Linked DNA regions of Homo sapiens: region 2 is linked to region 1. A link is a loop called in an ENCODE intact Hi-C map of the cell type or tissue named here. Cell type or tissue: IMR-90. All regions are shown on one strand.

Evidence for each region. A loop is a pair of places that touch in the nucleus more often than their neighbours do. Peaks named below come from ENCODE experiments on the same cell type or tissue, not always from the same donor. Only the 100,000 strongest peaks of a DNase experiment are listed, where the experiment ranks them.
Region 2: it touches region 1 in a loop (4-fold over the local background); 27 of 110 quality-filtered maps call a loop at or near these places.

The regions. Positions count from the first base shown.
Region 1 is chr10:97,552,188-97,554,687 of GRCh38, reverse strand. The region is part of intron 1 of UBTD1 (ubiquitin domain containing 1); the gene reads right to left. It overlaps LOC124902488 (a long non-coding RNA gene), which reads left to right. Exons shown (of 3, transcript XR_007062259.1): 2 at 780-868. Among named protein-coding and RNA genes, the nearest start is that of ANKRD2, 19 kb to the left of the region's middle. RefSeq lists a silencer at 884-963 and an enhancer at 513-1,014. In IMR-90, a CTCF peak has its summit at 996 (motif pointing right); a DNase peak (open chromatin) is centred at 1,027; H3K27ac peaks cover 202 bases.
Region 2 is chr10:97,405,872-97,408,371 of GRCh38, reverse strand. No RefSeq gene overlaps it. Among named protein-coding and RNA genes, the nearest start is that of RRP12, 5.8 kb to the right of the region's middle. In IMR-90, CTCF peaks have their summits at 753 and 1,054 (motif pointing left); DNase peaks (open chromatin) are centred at 761 and 1,021.

The DNA.
Region 1 (2,500 bases):
TCCCAGCTACTCGGGAGGCTGAGATGGGAGGGTCACTTGAGCCCAGGAGGTCAAGGCTGCAGTGAACTATGACTGCACCACTGCACCCCAGCCTGGGTGACACAGTGAGACCCTGTCTCATAAATAAATAAATAAATAAATGGTCAGGCACAGTGGCTCACGCAGGTAATCCCAGAACTTTGGGAGGCCGAGGCAGGTGGATCGCTTGAGTCCAGGAGTTCGAGACCAGCCTGGTCAACATGGAAAAACACCATATCTACTAAAAATACAAAAATTATCTGGGAGTGGTGGTGGGCACCTGTAATCCCAGCTATTATGGAGGTGAGGCAGGAGAATCACTTGAACCCCAGAGACGGAGGTAGCAGTGAGCTGAGATCATGTCACTGTACTCCAGCCTGGGTGACAAGAGTGAGACTCCATCTCAGAAAAAAAAAAAAAAACGAAAACAAACAAAAAAATAAAATGTTCACTTTTGGGCTCTATGCCCAACAAGTGAGGTTGCTGGACTGTGACTACAAGGACACCTGAGCTGTAACTGTGTCCATGCATCTCATTTTCTCTTGAGAAGACTAAAGAACTGACCTTTAAAATAAACACAGCTCCATGGTGGCCCCTTTCAAAGTCATCACCTCAGGAGGCCACACACGTGCCTGAAGGATGCTGCCTTGGCTTGCAAACCTCTCAAGCTCCCCCAGAGTAGCCTTCAGGGTCCCCTCCCCGCTACACAACAGCAGCCAGCTTTGCTAGCAGTCACTTCTATGCTTCTCTCCCACTGACAGTTACTGTGAGTGAGCCTCTGCAAGTATTAACAGCGCCTAATTAATGCAGTGACCCAGGATACAGCGGTGACAAACTCCTCACCCTCCAGGTAGGGCCTCTGTGGCTGAAAATCTTACAATGGGCTGGTGAGGGGGAGGGGGCAGGCAGGGTTAATGTAAGCTGAGCCCAGGAGTCCAACCGTTGCCTTCTCAGTCATCACTGCACCTCAGAGCCAGCAGAGGGCAGCCGCAGCACCTCTGGGCTGGTGTTGGCTCTCTTCATCAGTGGGTCAAACGCTGTACAAAAACAACTCACCAAGTTCTCCAGGCCCAGAGGTAAGTGTGTATAGGAGACATGCCCAAACATTTGCAGCCCTATACACGGGTGCTTACAATCTTAGCCACTGATACAGACAAACACAGAAAAGGAAGTTTTTCATCTAAGCATATAGACAAGTCGATGATGAACATATTAATTTCATTTACTTAAAAAGATATTGGCTGGCCGCGGTGGCTCACGCCTGTAATCCCAGCACTTTTGGAGGCTGAGGCAGGTGGATCACCTGAGGTCAGGAGTTCGAGAAAGCCTGACCAACATGGTGAAACCTCATCTCTACTAAAAATACAAAAATTAGCCGGGCATGGTGGCACATGCCTGTAATCCCAGCTACTCAGGAGGCTGAGGCAGGAGAACTGCCTGAACCCGGGAGATGGAGGTTGCAGTGAGCTGAGATCATGCCATTGCACTCCAGCCTGGGCAACAAGAGTGAAACTCCATCTCAGAAAAATGGAAAACAAAAACAAAAAGATACTGTATGGAGTCAAAAAAGTTGGGCAGTGGAAAGTGTGAACATTCATATGCTGCACAAATTGGTGCACGCCTCTGCGAGGTACTGAGAAACTTAAAAATGTCCATCTCTTTGGCTCACCTATTTGGTTCTAATAATTTATTCGAAGAAAATAATCACAAGTGTGTGGTGAAGACTTATCTACAAAGCTGTTTAACTCAGCACCTTTTTAACAGGTTAAAGCTAGGAACAACCTAATGCACATGGCCAGGAGAAAGGCTACATAAAATATGGGCATCCACTCGAGGCATCAGCGGCAGCCACTCTGTGATGGTGAGGTAGGATGCTAACACGGGAAAACGTCCACCATACAGTGAAAAAAGGTCTCAAACAGCAAGCGCACAGTGCTCCAGCTTTTGATTCAAAAAAAGTATGTATTGGCCAGGTGTGGTGGTTCACCCCTGTAATCCCAGAACTTTGGGAGGCTGAGGCAGGCAGATCACTTGAGGTGAGGAGTTCAAGACCAGCTGGGACAACATGGTAAAAACCCATCTCTACAAAAATACAAAGATACAAAAATTAGCCAGGCTTGGTGGTGCGCGCCTGCAGTCCCAACTACTTGGGAGCTTGAGGCAGGAGAATTGCTTGAACTGAGGAGGCGGAGGTTGCAGTGAGCCAAGATTGCACCACTGCACTCCAGCCTGGGTCACAGAACGAGACTGTGTTTCAAAAAAAAAAAAAAAAAAAAGGGTGTATAATTATTATTTTTTGTTTGTTTTTAGACGGGGTCTGGCTCTATCACTCAGGCCATGTGATCATAGCTCACTGCAGCCTCAACCTCCTGGGCTCAAGCGATGCTCCCACCTCCGCCTCCTGAGGAGCTGTGATTATAGGCATGTACCACCATGACTGGATAATTTAAAAAAAATTTTTTTTTTTTTTAGAGATGGGGTC
Region 2 (2,500 bases), 150 kb after region 1:
TGAGGCAGGAGAATCGCTTGAACCCGGGAGGTGGAGGTTGCAGTGAGCCGAGATTGCACCATCGTACTCCAGCCTGGGCAACAAGAGCGAAACTCCGTCTCAAAACAGAAAAAAACAAAAAAAACAAGGGCAGTGCTATGGGGGGAGGGGGTTCATCCTGGGCTAAGCGTTGGATCTCCTGGCTTCTGCTCACTGTGTGACCTTGGGGGTGTCACTGAACCCCTTAGAACTATGTTTCCCCATCTGTGAAATGAGGACACCTGCTCTGTCCTCCTCACTTAGAGAATTAATGAAAAAGTATTTTGGAACTGAGGAAGAGTTTTTTTAGATGATAATAATAGCTCACATTTATTGCATGCTCACTGTGTACCAGGCAGCGTGCTCAGCACTTAAAATTCATTATCTTATTTAGTTCCCATAAATCAGACAGGTAGGCATTCTTATCATCTCCATTTTACAGATGTGGAAAACTGAGGCTCAGGGAAGAGTAAGGTGAGTTGTTCAAGGTCACAGAGCAAGTGGTGGTACTTGAATTCCAACCCAGAGAGTCTAACTGCAGGACCTATCCTACAGATGTGGTGGTCCTTATTAACCATATGTGGAGGGGCTGATCATGGATACAGCTAGAGCCTCTGGGTGGGAGTTACTGCTGGAATTCAGGGGTGGAGAGGTGAGCCCTGGGGTACCGGGTGGAAGAGATTGTGCTCAGGCCATTTGGATGCCTATCGTCCTCTCTTCTGGTAGAGCACGCCTCCTGGAGGAGGCTCTGAGCAGATGCCTCAGGATGGACGGCCAGCAGGTGACCTAGGGCCCCTCAATGCCCATACCAGGCTGACGATTTAGCCAGGGCTGTATTCAGTTACGACGCAGACTCGGTTTGGAGGCCAGCAGGTTTCTGTAGCCCAGGAAAAGGATGGGACATCTGCCACTACCCTTGGCCTCTGCATCTCCGCATCTGATTTGCAAAATCCCAGTCTACTAGTTGGTATTGCAGGCTCTCTATAGGGTTTTAGCCCTAACAGGTTGTTGGTAGCACTCCCTCTGGTGGCAAAGATGCACCACTGACCCCTCTGTAAAGCACAATACTACACATGTTTTGGAGTTGTCCGTAATTTGACACAGATACACAGTTTCTTTTATTTTTATTTATTTATTTATTTATTTTTGAGACGAAGTCGCACTCTGTTGCCCAGGCTGGGGTACAGTGGCACGATTTTGGCTCACTGCAACCTCTGCCTCCCGGGTTCAAACGATTCTCCTGCCTCAGCCCCCCAAGTAGCTGGGATTACAGGCGTGCACCATAACGCCTGGTTAATTTTTGTATTTTTAGTAGAGACGGGGTTTCGCTATGTTGGCCAGGCTGGTCTCGAACTCCTGACCTCAGGTGATCCACCTGCCTCGGCCTCCCAAAGTACTGGGATTACAGATGTAAGCTACCATGCCCAGCCACAGATACACAGTTTCATACTGAATCCTCACAGCAGCCCAGTGGGTTCAGAATTATTATCACAACTTTCAGCCAGGCACAGTGGTTCACACCTGGAATCCCAGCACTTTGGGAGGCCAAGGTGGGTGGATCACTTGAGGTCAGGAGTTTGAGAACAGCCTGGCCAACATGATGAAACCCCATCTCTACTAAAATTACAAAAAGTCATCTGGGCGTGGTGGCACATGCTTGTAATCCCAGCTACTTGGGAGCCTGAGGCAGGAGAATCGCTTGAACCCAGGCGGTGGAGGTTGCAGTGAGTCAAGATCGCGCCTCCGCACTCCAGCCTGAGCAATAGAGTGAGACTCCATCTCAGAAAAAAAAAAAGTAATTATTATCGTAACTTTAAATAATATGACACATTAGAATGTGTAAAAAAAATGTATAAATAAATAAATAAAGGGAAAAAAAGAACAAGAATCGGAGACTTAGAGAGGTTAAATCCCTTGCTTGGTTTATAGGTAAAGTATGTCCTGTCTTGAACCCACCACTTTACCTGCCTTCTTTCAGCAATTACCCCAAGTCTAGACCTCTGGTTGTGAGCACAGCTCGCTTATAACAGTTTCCACATTCTGCTTCCTTTTCCTCCCCCAGCCACCAGTTCCCTTTTCTCAGCCTTCCCACTGAGGTCTCAGCCTGTGACCCAGGCACAGGGCCCCACTGGAGGATGATAATGTCTTCAGAGACTTGGAAGGGCTGGGGCCTAGAGTCTGAACTGACTTCAGTCTTCTCTGCAGCGACGCTTTCTCACATTAACACACTTTATGCTCTCTCTGCTCTAGGTGAGAGGACCACTTTTTTTTGTTGTTTTTTGAGACAGAGTCTCACTCTGTCACCCAGGCTAGAGTGCAGTGGCTTAATCTCGAGTCACTGCAACCTCCGCCTCCCGGGTTCAAGCGATCCTCCCACCTCAGCCTCCGAGTAGCTGGGACTACAGGTGTCTGCCATCATGCCTGGCTAATTGTCATATTTTTTGTAGAGACGGGGTTTCACCATATTGCTCAGGCTGGTCTC